Linked DNA regions of Homo sapiens: region 1 is linked to region 2. A link is a loop called in an ENCODE intact Hi-C map of the cell type or tissue named here. Cell type or tissue: heart left ventricle. All regions are shown on one strand. Links, peaks and the distances in the headings refer to the core of each region. The heading gives the core; the rest is flanking DNA.

Region 1 (10,663 bases), core at 1,394-9,393, 49 kb after region 2:
CTCACGCTTGTAATCCCAGCACTTTGGGAGGCCAAGGCAGGCGGATCACTTGAGGTCAGGAGTTTGAGACAGCCTGGCCAACATGGCGAAACACCGTCTCTAGTAAAAATACAAAATTAGCCAGGAGTGGTGGCACACCCCTGTAATCCCAGCTACTTGGAAGGCTGAGGCAGAAGAACCGCTTGAACCCAGGAGGCGGAGGCTGCGGCGAGCCAAGACCGTGCCACTGTACTCCAGCGTAAGCAACAGAACGAGGCTCTGTAAAAAAAAACAAAAACAAAAACAAAAACAAAACAAACAAACAAACAAAAAAAAAAACTCATTGAAGCACTTTAGATTTTCACATTAGGAAATCGTAAGCATAATGCAAATATTCCCAAAATCGGAAAATTTAAAGATCCAAAACACTTTTGGTTCCAAGTATTTCAAATAAGGATACTCAACCTGTATATCCTTATTTCTACACACTTGCTTTAATGTAAGCATTTAACAATACATTAATAGGGATAGGTACACCATGGGTGCTACCATTTAAGCAAAAAATACCTCAACTGATGTCTCAGGCAATATACTGAGTAGAAAAAGTTTCCAAATAACGTAGAAGAAGGGTTGGCAAACTGTTACCCAAAGGCCAGTTCCAGCTGGCCACCTGTTTTTACAACACTGCTATGCTCATTCATTTACATATTTTCTATCTCTGCTTTCACACAACAGCAGAGTTGAATAAGCGAAGTATTACAAAATGTTACAGAACAGGTATTAAATCTTTGGTAAGTCACTTAAACACTTAGTTTCATCCTACAAAATGTTACAGAACAGGTATCAAATCTTTGGTAAGTCACTTAAACACTTAGTTTCATCTGCCTTTGGTTATAATTCACCTTTTTTTCCTCTACAAGAGGAATACTAACCTGAAATCCACAAACCTCTGTGTTAGTTAATTTTAGGTGTCAACTTGACTAGATTAAGGAAGACCTAGAGAGCTGGTAAAGCATTATTTCTGGATGTGTCTCTGAGGGTGCTTCCAGTGAAGACTGGCGGGTGGAGTGGTGGGCTGACTGGGGAAGATCCACCTGCACTGTGGGCAGGCACCATCCAATTGGCTAAAGGCCAGGAAAAAAACAAAAAGGTGGAGGAAAAGAAAATTCTCCCTCTCTTTCCCCTCGGGACATCAGGACTCCAGCCTCTGCGGCCTTCAGCCTCAGACAGAGTTAAAATATCAGCTTCCCTGGTTCCCAGACATTAAGACTAAAATGAGCCATACTACCAGCATCCTAGGGTCTCCAGCTTGCAGACTGCCTATCATGGGACTTTTCAGTCTGTATAATCGTGTAAGCCAATTCCCCTAATAAATCCTCTCTCATGTATCTATCTGTACATATGTATATCCTATTGGTTCTGTCTCTCTGGAAAACCCTCACTGATAGAGTCAGTCCTCTGTATTCATGGGTTCTGCATTAGTGGAATTCAACCAACTGTGGATTCAAAATACTGAAGGGGAAAAAAAATCCACAAAGTTCCAAAAGACAAAACCTGAATTTGCTGTACACTGAGTACTATGCTGAATCCACACAAATGAAGTGCTGGCATTATATTAAGTATTATAAGAAATCTGGAGATGGTTTAAAGTATATGGGAGGGGCCAGGTGCAGTGGCTCACACCTGTAATCCTAACACTTTGGGGGGCCGAGGCGGGCAGATCGCTTAAACCCAGGAATTAGAGACCAGCCTGGGCAACATAGCAAAGCCCCGTCTCAACAACAACAAAAAAAATACAAAAAACTAGCCAGGTGTGGTGGCACACACTTGTTGTCCCAGCTGCTCAAGAGGCTGAGGTGGGAGAATCACCTGAGCCCACGAAGTCGAGGCTGGGGTTAGCCGTATTCACACCACTGCACTCCAGCCTGAGTGAGAGAGTGAGACCCTGTCTCAAAAAAATAAAAAAATTAAAATTCAAGTATGAGAGGGCATTTTGCAGTGAGGCTCAGAAGGCAACAAGCACCCTGAGGTGACCCCACCCAAGGTAACTGGTATGGAGTGGAGGATGAACATGCACCTTCCAAGCAGGGTGTTTCTTTAAGAGTGTCACAGGTGAGAATTCCTAAGGCAGGTCAGAAAGCCCACCCCATGACATGTGCGGCCTGGTCTTGAAAGACGTTTTTCCATCTAGCTGGACAAGGGGAACATTCTCTGAATAGCAACCACACACATGTGAGTCATGGGGTGGAGACTTCTGGTTCACTGTAACCTAGACCAGATTCAGAGGCAGCAGACAGAAATCTTCTAGAAGGAAAAGAGCCTGGTGTTTGTGAAGATCTGCAGATCCTACATGTCAAAGAAGGTTTTCACTAGCAGGAAGGGTGGAAAATACTTCTTGAATAGCTTTGAAGTTTTCAAGCACCAGGCCCCTCCCAATGGGGAAGAAGCCACACCAAAGTACTGAGAGTAGGGAGGCCTTTCACACTGGACAAAGGGGCTGCAAGTGCAGTGATGTGGGAAAGCCTTCAACTGCAAAGATAAACTTGTTCAGCAACAGAAAATCCATGACGGAGTAAAGCCTTAGGAGTGTGGTGAATGTGGAGAAAACCTTTAGTCACAACTCCTACTTTACAGTACAAAGAAGAATTCACAGCAAAGAAATACCTTATAAATGCAGTGATTGCGGGAAATTATTTGGCTCCACCTCCAACCCTCATACTTTAAAGAGGTCATACAAAGAATGAGCTTAAAGCCAGGCATGGTGGCTCATGCCTGTAATTCCAGCACTTTGGGAGGTTGAGGAGGGCAGATCACCTGAGGTCAGGGGTTCGAGACCAGCCTGACCAACATGGTGAAACCCCGTCTCTACTAAAAATACAAAAATTAGCCAGGCATGGTGGTACACACCTGTAGTCCCAGCTACTTGGGTGGCTGAGGCAGGAAAATCACTTGAACCCAGGAAGGCGGAGGTTGCAGTGAGCCGAGATCTTGCTGTTGCACTCCAGCATGGGCAACAGAGCAAGACTCCATCTCAAAAAAAAAAAAAAAAAGAGTGAGCTTAATGTGATAAATCCTTTATTAGAAGATCCTATCTTGTTCAGCAGCAGAGAATTCATAGTGGAGAAAGGCCTTATGAGTGCAGATCATGTGACAAGTCTTTTTATCTATAAAGACACATTTGTTGAGCACCAGAAAGTTCACACTGGAAAAGAGACTTCTAAGTGTTGTAAATGTGGAAAATTCTTCAGCCACAATTCCTATCTTACAGCATATAAGAGAATTCGTGATGGAACAAGGCCTTATGTATGCAGGAAATATGGGAATGCAGAAACTTCCACCTTGCTTGGCACATGAAAGTTCACACAGAGAAAGGCCTTATAAATGTAGAAGTGTAGCGGATGTAAAAAAGCATACAGTCAAGGCCTAACCTCATTAGGCATTAGAGTTCACACTGGACAGAGGCCTTAAGAGTGCATGGCAGATGTTGTCTCATTGTTCAAAATAGCATGATCATAAAAGAGAAGAGCTGACAGTGACCTCTGAATGTGAGCTGTCAGCCAGAAGTTGAACTGCTCCATCTATCCACAATGTAGAGATTACCTACAACTAGGTGAGTGAACAAAACCTGGTGGTTCTTCATCCCCTCCCTCAGAGTGGTTTCAGTGTGGAAATGACCCAGCTCCTGCCCAAAAGACCTGGGTTGGGGTCTGCTGTGGATTTCCAGAGGTCCCCCTTTTTTGTGGACAATGGTAGCTGAGATGGATTTGTCTAGCCAGTTTCCGAATCAGCCAATCCTGGAACTGCCTGCCTCATTCTACCCTGATTTGTGCAGATAAAGGCCTTATTGTTTAACCCTTTAAAACAAAAATAAAGTACAGGGAAGGATGTGCACAGGTTATATGCAAATAGTATACCTTTTTATATAAGGGACTTGAGCATTCATGGAACCAATCCCCATAGATACTGAGGGAGAAACTGCATAACCTCTATAGGGGATTCATGAGCCCCTAAATTTTGCAGGCAAAATTCCAAAAATATTCTTTATTTTCTTTCTTGGCCTTTTATTGGTTCTGCTTTGCATATTTAAATCTTTTATTCATCTATTTATAATTTTATCTGTTTTTTAACTTACTACACTAACTAGGAGTACCAAACCATGCTGAATAACAAGTGTAGGCATGTTCACTTTGTCCCTGACTTTAATAGAATATCTTTAGTTTTTCATTACATTATATATATATATATAAAAATAATATTACACTAAGGCTGTTGCTTCTCATTCTTGTTTTAGAAATCCAATATATTCAAATTCACATTAAAATCTGGCTAACAAACATTTTTAAATGATTTTTTAAGTTTCACATTTCACATATTTAAAGGGGAAAAATTAAAAATCCCAAACTATATATCCTATTTTATTTTTAAAAGTATCCTAATTTCTTAAATGTACCCTGAAATCTTACCATGTACAGAACAATATCCTGATTACATCAATTTCTTGTTTAACTAAATTAAACAATAATGCTTATAAATTGGATGTCATGATAATTAAAATGTATCAAGCACTTGCTATCTGCCAGGCTCTGTACTGCTCTACATTTTTTTCATTTAAACCACCCAATCAAGTGAGAACTATTAGCCCATTTTAAAGAAAACTGAGGTTTGAGTGATATGTAACAAACCCAGTGTCACATAGCAAACAGGAGGCAGTGCCAAGAACTCAACTTTGATTTCAATGATTTCATGTTAATCTACGATGAGTCGAATTACCTTCATCATAAACAAGGTAAGTCACCATATTTCTGATATGACAAAAAACTGAAAAGACAGCCTGGGCAAGATGGCAAAACGCCATCTCTACAACAAATACAAAAATCAGCCGGGCACGGTGGCATGCACCTGTCATCCCAGCTACTTGGGGGGTTGAGGTGGGAGGATCGCTTGAACCTGGGAAGTAGAGGCCGCAGTGAGCCAAGATCGTGCCACTGCAATGCAGCCTGGGTGACAAAGTGAGACCCTGTCTCAAAATTAAAAAAAAAAAAAACTGAAAAGAAAAAAAATTATCAAAATACAGCACATGGCAAAAACCTTTCAAAAACTAAACTGACGTCTACCTCTAAGATGGGGAAAACAAGCAATGCAATACTAAAGAAGAATATACTTCTTATAGACAGAAAAATATACATATACATATACCCTTGATTTCCACAGCTAGTGATTGAAATGGGCATGGTTTACTCCACAGGAGCCCTGACTAATCTTCAACCCTTGTACTGCTTACTACCTCAGTCAGACATCACAAAATTGCCTGTTCCCACATGCAGAGACTGGACCTATCAACTGAGATTTATTTCTAAACTTTAGCAATCAGTCAAGAGCTCAGAAAGTATAGATAGAGCATGTGGTATCATCAAATCTCACTGAAACATGTTAACTATTCACCCATCTCTATCTGAACACAGCTTGGCCTCTGACCCACTCACCTTTGTATCTGGGAATCTCTCCTTGTTATAGATCTTCCTGATTCCCTAGTTCCAAGCTGCCTAATCGTTTACTCCGATTCCTTATCACCTACTCTATCCTGATCCTTACTACTTGCTAGACTCTCCCAGTCCAGGTTCTTTCATCACTATTAGATATATTACCTACGCAGGACAAAACGAACAACAAGTAAGGACTCAAAGAATGCCAATCTTAATTCCTAATTTTATCCCTCCTGATAAAGAATAAAATAAAATTGTCCCTTGGTATCCCTGGGGGGTTGGTTCAAGGACTTCCCACAGATATCCAAATCCATTGATGCTCAAATCCCTGACAAAATGACGCGGTATTTGCATACAACCTATGCACATACCCATGTATATTTTAAATAATCTCTAGACTACTTATAATACACAATACAATGTAAATCCTATATAAATAGTTGTTGTACTGTGTTGTGTAGGGAATAATAACAAGAAAAAAGTCTGTACATGTTAAGTACAGACTCAATTTCATTTTTTGAATTTTTTCATTCGTGGTTGGTTTAATCCATGAATACAAAATTCACAGACACAGAGGGTCAACTGGTATTTACTAATCTGCCTTTTAAAAATTTATTTTTCCTAATCACAGAAGTGCGTTATGAATCTTACTACCCAGCAAGTTGGTATCTGTTCTCTAAAATGATTACATATATATTTATCTATGAAAAAACTGAAATGGTTTTATACATACTTACAAAAGGCATTTTCACATAAAGACTTTAACAGTGGAGAAATACATGCTACCTGACAATGATGAAAATAAAATACATTTAACCTAGAGGACAATAAAATGTTACTAATCTGACATCAATGGAAAATGACAGCTTCCACTAAGGACAGTTTCTAGGTAATTATATCTTGCTAAATATCTTTCTATTTGATGGATGATTAATTTTCCTCCTACTCTAACATGTTCTTGTTAAGCCAGGCTTATCCTTATTAACATCTTCACCAGAAGAGGCCATAATGATGCAGTAACCTCAAGGCTATGTTATTGTGCTATTATTCCTACATAAAAACAGCTCCACCCTACAAGATAGTTACTCTGCAAAGTCAACGTCTTCTCCTTTCTCTTCTGTTACTTTATTTCACCTACACAGAAAAGCGCACCAACAGCATTTAACTTTCTTGTTCTCAGTTTTAGTTGCCAAAAAGCTAGCATATATTACAGTCACATGGTACTTAATACTTATAAGCCCCATGGGAAATCTGAAAAGCATATACTACAAAGCATATACTACAGTCACATGGCACCTAATACTTATAAGCCCCATGGGAAATTTGAACATCTCCACACTTAAGAAAAAAATCTCCTTAGTTATGTAGCAGAATGTCCTTACTTTTATGAAATGCAAGCATACTGAAGTATTTAGAGTACAACTTATTTTCAAATGAAACAGAGGGAAAAAAATAATATATTATTAAAAAGAGAGTAAATGTGGTAAAGGTAACCATTCATAAATTCAGGTGAAAGGCATACAAATATTAACTACTAGCATACCTGCAATCTTTTAGAAAGTATAAAAATTTTCAAGAATTAAAAAAAGAAACACAGTATATCGAAAAAAGCCTCTATGTAAAACTGCCAGAAGAATAACTAGATTGGATCTACGAGATAGAGAAAACAGATCCTTTATCAAATTTTATGTAATCCTAGCACTTTGGGAAGTCGAAAGTGATTGTTTAGGAGGATCACTTTAGCTCGGGAGTTCAAGACCAGCCTGGGCAACACAGTAACACCCCATCTCTAGTTTTTTTTTAAGGGGGAAGACTAAGTAATACCAAAAAATCACATGCAAGAGTGGCAGAAAAATGACCAGCAGGTTCTAAGAAATAGAAAAAACATAACTTGGCCTCCTTGTCACAGGAGAGCTTAGGAGAGCTCTCCCTTTTTACAATTTGAGAACAGTATTTTTATTTCCCTTAATTTTTCTCAAAGTCGCCAGGATACTGGTATTTACCAATCCGCCTTTTAAAAAATTATTTTTCCTAATCACAGAAGTGCATTATGAATCTTACTACCCAGAAAATTGGTATCTGTTCTCTAAAAATGATTACATATATATTTATCTATGACAAAACTGAAATGGTTTTATGCGTGTTCTTTCTGTAAGCTGCTTTTCTCCCCTCAAATGTAAACATTTTTTCACATCCAAAAAATAAAATACCTTCTATAAAGAACCTGACTGACTAAAAGGCAAATTCTTCAAATACTGTAAGTACAAAGAACCTAAATTACGCTTTAAGGGTAAAATTAGCCTACATGTAAAGGCAAGATCTGGCTTCCCTCAACTGATAACTACTATTTGACTTTCCTGACTCTGGATAAGTAACCCTCCCTGATCCTCCTCTCTCATTTATAAAATGAAAATAACAACACGTATCTCATAGAGATGCTGTGAAGACCAAGTTAATATATGATACACAAAATGATCTAACAACAGTGCCTGGCATTAAGTACCCCAACAAATGCCAGCCATTGTGATTTTTTTCCATATTCCATGGGTAGGTAGCATCTTACTTCCCAAGTACCCTTCTAAGCAAAAGCTTCCTTCCCAATCCTTGAACCCAAAACTTACAATCTTCTGTTCCAATCTACTAAATTAAAGAATTGTGCAAAAAAATACGGAATGAAAATTTCATTAACATCAGGAGAAAAAACAAAGAATAACTCTCTGATAGTGGGTCACCATCATCACCTTGGTGTGAGACAGAAATATCATATAACAAGCAAGTTTTTTCCTATCTATACCCAAAAAGTTGGCTATACAATCTTAAGAATGGGAGAGGAAAATCTGCAATAATGTTTTGATATTACAGATCTTCCTATTTACAGAAAAACTCAATTACAATAAATGAGAGGATATAAGAGTAAGCTAAGCATGGCATATTTGCATTCCTCAAAAAAAATTACTTGTAATCAACTTGTTTTCAACAGACTTTTCACTTGCATAATTTCAAAATGAGGTACCAACAGCATTTTTCCCCAACATAAAAATATATTTCCTTCCTACTGAGTCATCAACTACATGTCATAGGCATCATACTGTGTTGACCAATGCTTCCTTTATTTGATAATACATATTCACTCAGATCTTCAGGCACTAAATACCACTAACAAAACTGTTCTCCTGTATGACAAAGGTAGGCTTCCAGGAACTATCATGCCCTATATTCCAGCAATATATTTAAGTGCCTTTAATGCACTCTTTGAAAAGCTACTTCTACAATGTGAATTCAAACTTAAGCCAGTACCTATTTTTTCACTAGAAATCAGTCAAATCATCTTCTAGAAGCAAACAGCTACACCTAACAGTTACAAGTTAAAGTTCAAGATAGGAGGGAGTGTCTACAATTAAAAGCCTATTTCAACATACCCACTTTTTGAAATCAGCTAGTCTCTAAGAAGTAAAAATAACACAAGCTGGCTCAGAAGTCTAAGTAGCTCTTTTATAAATTATATACAAAGGGCTGAAAACACGAATGATTAAAATCTATTGAATGTATTAAATTTATACCACTAACTTATGAAATACAATTTAAAAATCAAAAAATTGAAATGTGTACGTAAGATTTCTATGCTGATTTGAAATTCTTTTATACAATCTTTTTTTATTCTTTTTTTCTGAACCTGTGGGTTATATTGAATCTTTTATACAATTTCTAATAAGACACAAGTACAGACAGTAATAGAGTATGACTTTCAACCTGCCTACATCACTTTCACACTCACACAGCCACCACCTCACTTTTGATATACATCTGTCCCACTCCCTGCATTTCATCTTAAACCCATTGTCATTAACTCACCCTTTTCCCATAAGATATCCCAAAACATCCGCCACTGCCCCTAGCTGAGAACCACTATGCCAAAGCTTGCTCTACATTAAAGAAAAAGGGCTCCTCCCTACTAAATGGCCTACTGCTCCTAGAGATCATGGAGTTACTAAGAGATTTCTGCTACTGGATGGATACAAGTGAATTTTATGGGCTACCAAGAAAATTTATAAATTCTTAAATTTTGGGCCGGGCGCGGTGGCTCACGCCTGTAATCCCAGCACTTTGGGAGGCCAAGGCAGGTGAATCACGAGGTCAGGAGATTGAGACCATCCTGGCTAACATGGTGAAACCCCGTCTCTACCAAAAATACAAAAAAAAAAAAAAAAATTAGCCAGGCATGGTGGCAGGTGCTTGTAGTCCCAGCTACTCGGGAGGCTGAGGCAGAAGAACGGCATGAACCTGGGAGGCGGAGCTGGCAGTGAGCCGAGATAGCACCACTGCACTCCAGCCGGGGTGACAGAGCGAGACTCCGTCTCAAAAAAATAAATAAATAAATAAATAAATATTTTCAAAAAATAAATTCTTAAATTTTATAAATTCTTGCCAAAATTAAATTCTGATTTCCGAACCAATTTATAAGCATCAGTGCCAATCCATCTCCAAAGCTGTCAACAAAACTGTCCTCTCCGTTATGCTAGATTAGAATACCTAACCTTTATAATACACATTTGAGGGTTCTGATAATATGCTGTACTAATTGGAGGAGGTCACTTTCTAATTTTACTACAGCAATATTCCAATTTTAACAAAAATCATTATGACATTCAGTTTCATGTAATGAGACTATTTCCATAATATAGCTGACAGCCAGTACCATGAAGGCTGCTTCACTAATGCCAATATCTGCTGAATGAAAACGGGTGCATAACATGTATCCAGAAGTCCAGTCCACTTCCTAAGCAATGTATTTAACAATTCTGTAGTCTTAATAACACATATTATAAAATCCTAATGTGAGTGAGACACTGTGCTAGGTCCTAAAACATGAAGACTAAGAATAAAGTTACTTCCCTCTTAACATTGTCTTTCTAGTGAAGACACAGATCAGTAACTTAACTATAAAGCTTGAAATAAAGAACAGCAATATCAAAGCTCGGCATGGTGGCTCATGCCTGTAATCCCAAAACTTTGGGAGGCTGAAGGAGGATCACTTGAGGTCTAGAGTTCGAGGCCAGCCTGGCCAACATGGTGAAACCCCGTCTCTACTAAAAATACAAAAATGAGAAGGGCCTGGTGGCAAGTGCCTGTAGTCCCAGCTACTCGGAGGCTGAGGCACAAAAATCGCTTAAACCCAGAAGGCAGGGGCTGCAGTGAGCCAA
Region 2 (10,663 bases), core at 1,344-9,343:
ATATTGGACAAAGATTTGTAATACTATCCCATCAATTACACTTCTCCAGTGAAAGGAAATAATAGGAAAAAAGGTACTTTTGGTTCTTAATATAATCACAACGAAAAGGTGAGCACCAAAATCAAATGACATAAAGGGTGAAAGTAGAGGGAGAGGGCTTTAAACCTTGAATTTACCCATTACGATTCTCTGATTAAAATAAAAATCAGGACTTCCACAATTTCTAAGTTGTAGAATAACATTAATTAGTTGCCTCTGAATTAATCATAGACTGGAGGTAAGAGCCCAAGACGCTGATATTTGGAGTTTTTTGTTTTGTTTTGTTTTCTTAAATAGACAGGGCCCCTCTCTGTCCCCCAGGCTATAGTGCAGTGGCACAATCATAACTCACTGTAGCCTCAACCTCCTGGGCTCAGCAATCCTCCCACGTCAGCCTCCCATCTAACTGAAACTACAGGTGTGCCACCACAACTAAATTTTTATGTTTTTTAGAGACAAGGTCTCACTATACTGCCCAGGCTGGTCTCAAACTCCAGGTCTCAAGCAATCCTCCTGCCTCAGCCTCCCAAAGCACTGGGATTACAGGTGTAACTGCTACCATGCCTGGCCTAAATAACATGATTTTTATCTGCAATCTCATTTACGGCCTCGGACTTTTCTTGATCTCATCACCTAGCGAAAAAGGGCAGGAACTACTAAGTTATTTGCCCAGAAAGATAAATAATCAAGAAGACAATATAACACTAAAGTCTGACATTGAAAATCTACTGATGAAAAACGCTTCATTTTGGTTACAGAATTGTAAGAGTACAAAAAAGCTAAAGAATTTAATGATTAGGTTTATTCTACAAATGAGAAAGTTTAAGTATAGAAATGCCTCATTTATCTGGCACAATCGAAAAATGAGAAAAAATTCTTTAAGCATTTAATTTTTCATGTTACTATTTTCAGTAGAAATCACTCGTGTAGAAATAATCTCAAACAGTTTAACACTGTCTTAAGTGAGAATCATCTTGAGTACTTACTAATGTACAGTTATAAAACAATGACATTTTGCCTCTCTCCAACACCCCCAGAAGATTTTCATTTTTTAAGCTTTTTTATGACTTCTATAGTTGTTCTGTTCTTTCAACACTACTAGTAGATGTAACTTTCTATTGGGTTAAGTGTGCCACTGATGCCCCCCAACATGCATTTTCAATTTGATGCAGCAAGAGAAATTTGTTAGAATTGTGAATAAAGCAAATAGATTCTGAGGAAGAAGGGCCTTGGGAGGATTTTCCTACAGATGACTCTGTCACATTATTTTTGGCTAAGATCATCTTTACTGTTTCCTTTTAGACTTTTCCTGTTTTCTTATAAAACACAGCAAAGTTACTATTAATTTCTTACTTGGAAAATCAGAAAATTACAGAAGTCGTTAAAACTTTTGAAAACTCTAACAGTTTAGAGGTACTGAGTCAAAATTTCACCCCTTTCAGAAGCCAGATATTTCATAATTCACTATTAAACATACATGTAAAGATAGGTCCAAACATTACTTCATTTCTCAAAGACCATTACCCTTCATATGAATTCAACCTCCTCTGGATTTATAACCTTTTCTGAAATATTTGCTTACACTTCAAAATGAGTATCTTTGTGTAGAAAAAAAAAAATGGAAGAAAAGGGTTCTGTTAAGGTCCAACTTACCATAAATATGTCCAGTGTAAATATGAGAGGTATCATAATCAAGTACTTTATTTGATGTTTCTACTTTAAATTCATCACTGAAAAGGGAAGTGTCCCTCTTCATTCGTAGGTTGAAATGTCTGTAAAATGGGATGGGAAGGGGGAACAACTGAAATTAAAAAGATCCAAATTTTAAACAATTATTTTTTATTTTAAAAAGTCTACAAAATGTGGACTGTTATGAAATTTGTCTATTTGTGAAATACGCTGACCAAGATTTTTAAAGACATATTCTGCTCTAAAAGTCAACTTAGTAGCTGTGGTAGGACTCTAAATGAGATAAAATTAAACAGTAACTGTCTAGGATGTTAAAAATAAATGCCTATAGACTGATTCTTACATGGTAAAACAAGATATTCAAACAGCAAATAAGTTACTTGGAGATTAAAACAGGCTTCCTGACCCAATTACTATTATCTACCACTGCCTGTCTTCTCTCTCTAGTAATTCTGCTATTTTGCTATTCTCCCTTACTTTCTACAAGTTAAATAAGAAAATACAGAAGAAAGCAGCATCTATATGGGGTATTTAACATCTCTTCTCAGAAAGACAAGTGTGTATGCTCTTTGTTTTACCCTGGGGCTTCTAATTCTTGCAAATTATAGAAATCTTCCTTAATTCAATTTGGGAATGCCGAAAGACCAGGATAATGGCTGAAATCAGAGGAATTTTAGTCCTCTACACAAAAAAGGGAAAGATCAAAATACTAAAGTAAAATTAATTAAAGATATGACAAAAATCTAGAGTTTAGAATCGAATTGGAATCAAATCTTAAGCCTAGAATTTACTAGCTCAGGTTCCTGTCTGTGAAATAAAGGTAATATAAATTCTATACACCTTGTAAAATTACTTTAAATATTAGAGATTTTATAACGTATATAAAGTCATAACAGTACCTGGCACATTGGAGATATATGATAAAATGGCAACAAATTAGCTAACATTACTCAACTCTGTTAAAAGTATATCAAGTCTTTTATAATTGTGAACATAATAGAATTTCTACTTAATTTTTTTGACAATTACAACAAAGTATTACGTCTTTTTTTTTACATATACATGTTTTGCAGAGTACTATAAGAACCTTGTTTTTTAAATTACTTAATAAAAATTTGTAACATAAAGTTGTATGGGGAAACATACAGTCACTTCACACATTTGTGACATGAATAAGTTGGTACAATCTCTATGGTGGGAAAACTGGTTTAAAAAATCCAAATTACAAATGTACATAGCCTTTGATACAAGAATTCCATTTCTAGAAATGTATCTTACATATACTTGCATGTAAGTGAAATTACTTCCATACTACAAAGAATGTGGCATAATAAGAAATATAAAGTTAAGCCAGGTGCAGTGGCTCATGCCTGTAATCCCAGAACTTTGGGAGGCTGAGGCAGGTGGATCATCTGAGGTCAGGAGTTCAAGACCAGCCTGGCCAACACAGCAAAACCGTCTCTACTAAAAATACAAAAACTAGCCAGGCATGGTGGCTTGCACCTCTAGTCCCAGCTACTGGGGAGGCTGAGGTAAGAGAACTGCTTGAATCTGGGAGGTGGAGGCTACAGTGAGCCAAGATCATGCCACTGCACTCCAGCCTGGGTGACAAAGTGAGGCTCCATCTCAAAAAAAAAAAAAAAAAAAAAAAAGAGAAGGAAATATAAAGTCATCCCTCAGTATCCACGGGGGATTGGTTACAGGACCCCCAAGGATACCAAAATCTAAAAATGCTCAAGTCCCTTATACAAAATGGTACAGTATTTGTATATAACAAATGTATTTGTAGAGTATTTGTATATATACATCCTCCTGTACACTTTAAATCATCTCAAAATTACTTATAATACCTCACACAGTATAAATTCTATGTAAATAGTTCTTATACTGTATTGTTTAGGGAATAATGACAAGGAAGAAAGTGTACATGTTCAGTACAGATGCAACCATGCGAATTATTTTCAATCCAAGGCTGACTGAATCCACAGATATAGAGGGCCAAATCTATTTGACCTTTGTCCCCAGTTCCTGGCACAGTGCTCCTAAAACCCTTGGAATATCCTCAGTGATAGGTGTCTCTTCACTCATTCATAATGAGTCTGTTTCACTCACATCTGAGTTTATGCTAATGAGGTGACTTAGAGTGGGGCCCCTAGATGACCTTGGAATAGAGCTGGTCACCAGAAAGATCAAATAATAAGAGCAATGGAATTTCAGCCCTAGCCACTGACTCCACCCCAGAAAGTGAGGTGGGAGAGACAGGAGATTAAGCTCTATAGAAACTCTTGAACAATGAGATCTGATCAGCTTCCAGGGTTGAACACACTGAGTTGATTGGAGGGTAGTGAACCCAGAGAGCGCACAGAAACTCTGTGCTGCCTCCCACATTCCTACGCATCTCTTCCACTTAGGTGATCATGAGTTGTATCCTTTATAATAAACCAGCAAGAGTAAGTAAACTGTTTTCCTGAGTTCTGTCAGCCAGGTTAACAAATTATCTAACCTTAGGAGGAGGTTGAGGGAACCCCCAATTTATAGCAGGTGGTCCGAAGTACAGGTGGCGCAGGACTTACAAATGGTGTCTGAAGTGGAAAGCAGTGTTGTAGGAATGGGCCCTTAAGCTGTGGGGTCTGCACTAGCTCCAGATATTTACTGTGAGAACTGAATTACGCTGAATTGTTGAACACCCACTTGGTGTCTGGAGAATCAAGAGAATTGGTTGCTGGTGTTGGAAAATAGCCCAGAAAGATTATTCACCTTAGCACTATTTGAAATAGTACATGATTAGTAACAACAGAACTAGTTAATTTGCTTATGGTACATAATCGTATTTATGGGTATACCCATATAACTGTATACTACAAAGCTGAAAAAAATATATAAAATATTTACATGTAATCAAATCATAGACCTCTAAGTTATATTAAGTAAAAAAAAAAAAAAAAAAAGACCAAGTGCAGTGGCTCACGCCTGTAATCCCAGCATTTGGGGAGGCCGACGCAGGCAGATCATGAGGTCAGGAGATCGAGACCATCCTGGCTAACACAGTGAAACCCCATCTCTACTAAAAATACAAAAAATTAGCCGGGCGTGGTGACGGGTGCCTGTAGTCCCAGCTACTTGGGAGGCTAAGGCAGGAGAATGGCGTGAACCCGGGGGAGGCAGAGCTTGCAGTGAGCCGAGATCACGCCACTGCACTGCAGCCTAGGTGACAGAACAACACTCCATCTCCAATAAATAAATAAATAAATAAATAAGATACAAAAAAGAATATAGTACGTTACCTTTTTTTAAAAACAAGAATATGAAGGAGAATATATATATATATATATATATATATATATATATATATGTATATATACATATCTCCACATTTCTGTGTAGAGAATTTCTGAGTAAGATACACATTATAAGAATGTGCATCAAATTTCTTGACAGATACACAATAAACTAGTAACAATGGTTGTCCCCAAGAATGGAAAGTGGGTGACTGGGAAATAAGGGAGGGAAGGATACCTCATTGTATATCTTTTGTGGCATTTAAATTTTAAAACATACGAGCATATTTCTTATTCAAAAAATAAAATGTAAGTTAAAATAACATCTTAAGACACAAAACAAAAACTACTGCTCTTTGGACAGATGAATCAATTTTGACTTTCAAATTACTAACTTAGAAATAAACAAAAAGTTTTGTTGCCACAATGGTGGAGAAACCATTACTGGACTTGCCTACCCACCTCAAAAATACAGTTTTTCAGTTACATAAATGAAACAACTGCTTTCAGACAATAGACAACAAGCAGTGAAGGACTATGATTTAAGAAAAAAGGAAGGTGCAACAATGAGAAAGAACTCCAGAAATCTGCACAGGCGTTCACCTGTAGTCTGTGGCTCAATACTATCGTGGATGCATAAAGAGAGACTCCACAAAGGTGGGCCCAAAAACAACTATTAAGGAGCTGTTAGTTGACCAATTACTGGATCTTACAAGAGACAGGGATACATCGAAGTTGTGATCAAGCACAGAAGACAGACTTTGTTGTCATTTAATAGAGAACCCAGAAAAGCCACTCCTTGGAAATAGGAACAAACTATTCCTAGAATAAAGGCTACTTCAAACCTATCCTAATAAAGCTTAAAAACAAGGCTGGGCCCTCGGAGCCCAGCGCCGCCACCATGTCCTCTGGGGCTAGCGCGAGCGCCCTGCAGTGCCTGGTGGAGCAGCTCAAGTTGGAGGCTGGCGTGGAGAGGATCAATGTCTCTCAGGCAGCCGCAGAGCTTCAACAGTACTGTATGCAGAATGCCTGCAAGGATGCCCTGCTGGTGGGTGTTCTAGCTGGAAGTAACCCCTTCTGGGAACCCAGATCCTGTGCTTTACTCTGAAGACTCTAAGAGAGAAGTTTGCTGAGGAATGCCTTCAAGCACAAAGTGATGAATGACTGCCTTCAAGTCTCAAGAAAACACTTTTCCCTAACTTTTAGAGATATTTCAGCCCTTTCCTGTGGCCCCGTCCTATAGCCAAAATCACAGAAATTCATGAGTTTCTACTTGAGTGAGGAAACTGGGTGAAGGAATAGAGTTTTAAATAGTAATAGCTTGTTTTTTTGTGCAAGTACTTTTATACATAAGATAAACAAAAACCTTACCACCAAACATACCAAAATGCACCTCTTTCATAAGTGAGTTACTAAGATTTCTATACCTGGAATATCATGTATGTTTCATTTACTGGATGTTTACATTTTAGGAAGGAAAATAGTTTTGTTTATTTAAACAATCGAATACTTGTAAACTGTTGTTCCTGGAAGATATTTATACCATAAAAAATTTGTTCTTTTCTCATGAATTTACAATTCCTAAATGAAGACCAGAAAGTACAAATTGCTGGGAGGAAGAATAGGCTTTACTAATCAACTGATGTCTTGATTTTTCTAAATGGGAAGATTGTTTTATTTTTAACACTAATTATGGGAGCAGATTCTTAGCAAACTTGTTTGGAAAAGTTAATGTTATGATGTGCATTAGGCTGCCCCATCGTGTATATAAATGAAGCAGATTTGGTCTTTGTATTCTTACGTTCCTCTACTTTGTAGCTGTGGCTGTACTTAAAGAAATACAGAATTTCATATATTTAAAAATGTTTAAAATGTGACCCACAGAACATTGTAAATGATTAAAAACTAACATAAAAACATTACAACCTAAAAGAATTCTTAACTTCACAAGGGTTTTACTTTGATGATGTGAATCTGATTTAATTTGGGACACTTTTTTAGAAGGATACATTATTTGTGTTTGTAACAGTCTTTGAAGAGCTTGGAAATAAAATTTCTGCTTAATTAATCATAAAAAAAAAAAAGGCTCAAAAGGGTCAAGCTGATCCACAAGTTACTCAACTATCTAACAAACAAAACTCCATACTTTTTAAAAAAAAAATACGAACAGTTAAACTGTGGTATATCCATACAATAGGATAGAATTTAGTAATAAAAAGGAACAAACTATTGATAAACACAACAATTTGTACAAACTTCAAAAAAATTATGCTGAGTGGAAAAGTCAATCTCAAAGATACTACTTGCATAATACGATTCATGCGACAATCATGAAATAATCTAATTATGGAGATGGAGAACCAATTAATGGTTGTTTAGGATTATAGATGGGGGAGGGGATGAATGTGGCCATAAAGGGATAGCACAAGGGAGTCTGGTGATGCTACCATTGAGTATCTTTGATTGTAGGGATAATTACACAAGACTACCCATGTGACAAAATTGCACAGAATTATGCACAGGCACACACACATGCACGTACATGTAAAACTGATGAAACCCAAATAAACTCTATGCATTGTACCAATATCAATCTTGGTTTTGATGTTGTAATATAGTTATATAAATTGTGAACACTGAGGGAGACTGGGGGAAAGATGTCCAGGACTTCCCAGTAGAAGCTCCTGTGACTCTACAATTATTTTTAAATTAAAAGTTTTTTAAAAATCCAGACACAGGTGGGCACAGTGGCTCACACCTGTAGTCCCAGTATTTTGGGAGGGCAAGGTGGGAAGATTGCTTGAGCCCAGGAGTTTTCAATCAGCCTGGGCAATGTAGCAAGACTCCATCTCTAATTTTAAAAAAAACAAACAACGACAAAAAGACACTAAATATTAATCAAAATGTGAAATATCCAATTAAAAACCACAAACTATTAAAAAAAACAAGGGGTAAAAAAACCAAACCACTAACTATAAAGAAATGTGACAAAGAAGAAGAAAATTAGTCCCCCCCAAAAAAAGTGAGAATGAATGATAACGGAATTAGCAGACAAGGATTTAGTGATTTAGTGTCTATATATTGTAAATATGTTAAAGAATTATGGGGAAAATATAAGCACAATAAGGAGAAACCAAAAACTGTCGAAAGAGGGGAGGGAAGGGGAGGGACAGGGAAGAGAGGAGAGAGGGAAAGGAATGAGAGGGGAGGAAACTTCCAGAATTGGAAAATATAATTTCTAAAATGAAAAAAAAAATTATATATATATATATATATATCTCTCTCTCTCACTGGACTGACTTAAGAGCAGATGAGATACTGCAAGAAAGAATATCAGCGAACTTGAAGACAGGGTAACAAAAACTATCTAACTTGATGTACAGAGAGATAAAGAGTTTAAAAAAAAAAAACCCAGAGCCTCAGTAACCTATCAAACAGTAAATAAATAAAGAAGCGAGAGGAGACAGAAAAAAAAATTTGATAAAATGATAAAAAACTTCCAAACTGATAAAACTATAAACACAAGTCTAAGTAACTCAACAAACACCAAGAAAGATACACACAAAGAAAAACCCACAAAACACACCACAGTCACTGCTGAAAATCAGCGTTAAAGAGAAAATCTTAAAATCCATCAAAGAGACTGATTATATGCAGAGTGACTGCTGATTTAACATTAGAAATAATGCAAGCAGGCCGGGCGTGGTGGCTCACGCCTGTAATCCTAGCACTTTGGGAGGCCAAGGTGGGCAGATTGCCTTAGCTTAGGAGTTCGAGACCAGCCTGGGCAACATGGTGAAAGCCTGTCTCTACTAAAATACAAAAAATTAGCCGGGCATGGTGGTGTGCATCTGTAGTCCCAGCTACTCAGTAGGATGAGGCAGGAGAATTGCTTGAACCCAGGAGGCAGAGGTTGCAGTGAGCTGAGATCATGCCACTGCACTCCAACGTGGGCCACAGAGCAAGACTCTGTCTCCACAAAAATAATAATAATAATAATGCAAGCTAGAAATTATTGGAGTAACTTTTTTAATGCTGAAAGAAAAACAATGTCAATCCAAATTCTACAGCCAATAAAAAAGATCATTAAAAAATACATTGTCAATGAAGAATAAAAAAGAAAACATCATTCCAGTACTGCAGACATTGAGTGATAAAGTAATATTATGAGCATAATGAAAATAAATTCAATTACTTAGATAAAATAAACTCCTTAAAAGGTACAAATTATGAAAACTATCACAAAATATAGAAAATCTGAATAAGCCCCTATCTACTGAAGAAAATGAATTCATGATTTAAGGCCTTTCCACAAGAAAAATACCAGGGCCAGATGGTTCCCCTGATGTCCTATAAAACTATTTTAAGAAAACAGGAGGGAAGAGTACTCAACTCATTTTATGTGGCTCACTCTGATTCCAAAACCAAAGACAGACCCCCCCCAAAAAAAAAAAAAAAAGACTGATATTCCTTATGAACATAAACAAAAAAATCCAACCAAAAACTAGAAAACTGAACAAAGCAATAAATAAAAAGGACAATACATCATAAGCAAATGAAGTAATAAGAGGCTGGCTTAACATTCTAAAATCATCAATGTAATTCACCGCATTCAAAGGGGAGAAAAGCCACAAAATCATCTCATTAGGTACAGAAAAAGCATCTAACAAATTTCAGCACCTACTCATGATAAAATTCTCAGCAAACTAGGAAGAGACAGGAACTTCCTTAACCCGATAAAATGCAACTACAAACTCCAGTTAACATCATACTTAAAGATGAAAGACTGAATGCTTCTCTCCTAAGATTGGGAAGAAGGTAAAGATATTCACACTTGCCACTTTTATGCAACTCTGTAACATTAAGTATGATGTTACAGATACCACAACAAGCCAAGAAAAATAATCCTCTTTTAGTTGCTAATCCCCAGAAATGGTAATCTTTTGTGTTGTTTTACTGTATAAAAACAGCATATTCTTTATTTTACATACTTTCAGAACAAAATAAACAACAACAAAAAAACAGGATATACAACATCCAATTCTGCTGTCAAAGTAGAGAGGGAATGGGGCTTGATGCCCTTGTTTCCTGCCTTAGACACAAGGACAGAAGAGAAAAAATACTAGATATCAGCAGAGAGAGCCAGGTGGGACAGGACCACTCAAAGCTGCAGTGGGAGCCATGGGGACACTATGCAAGGGCACAAGGTTTGCAGGTATAAACTCTTAATCTACTTCTTCCATGTGAAACACATCCTCAGGAACACATCACATCAGGAACAGCAGCACTGAGTTCCTCTGTTGCCACTTCATCTTCATCAATAGCTAACCTAGCTTGATCATGTGGTAGATGCAGCTGGATAGGTCTGAGGATCCTCAAGGGAGAAGCCAGAAGAGAGCAGTGTGGTTTCAAACAGCAGCACCACCGGGTCACTGACAGCCTCGTTGTTCTTGTCTGCCTCAGCCTTCTGCTGTAGTGTCTCCACAATGGGGTGGTTGGGGTTGATCTCCAGGTGCTTTTTAGCCATCATATAACCCATCATAGAGTTGTCCCAAAATGCCTGCGCTTTCATGATCCACTTCATATTGGCTATCTAGCTGTAGGTGCTGGTCACAATGCGGCAGGGTGAAGACACAAGCCTACTGGAGATTGTCACC

The links. A loop is a pair of places that touch in the nucleus more often than their neighbours do. Peaks named below come from ENCODE experiments on the same cell type or tissue, not always from the same donor. Only the 100,000 strongest peaks of a DNase experiment are listed, where the experiment ranks them.
Region 1: it touches region 2 in a loop (2.5-fold over the local background); 28 of 110 quality-filtered maps call a loop at or near these places.

Annotation. Positions count from the first base shown.
Region 1 is chr15:58,729,697-58,740,359 of GRCh38, forward strand. All of the region lies in intron 1 of ADAM10 (ADAM metallopeptidase domain 10), which reads right to left. Among named protein-coding and RNA genes, the nearest start is that of ADAM10, 15 kb to the right of the region's middle. In heart left ventricle, for the core only: no CTCF peak of the experiment used is centred there; no DNase peak of the experiment used is centred there; H3K27ac peaks cover 577 bases.
Region 2 is chr15:58,680,504-58,691,166 of GRCh38, forward strand. ADAM10 (ADAM metallopeptidase domain 10) reads right to left here. Exons shown (of 16, transcript NM_001110.4): 3 at 1,693-1,811. It also overlaps the pseudogene LOC100289060 and the pseudogene HSP90AB4P. Among named protein-coding and RNA genes, the nearest start is that of ADAM10, 64 kb to the right of the region's middle. RefSeq lists a silencer at 5,744-5,926. In heart left ventricle, for the core only: no CTCF peak of the experiment used is centred there; a DNase peak (open chromatin) is centred at 5,928.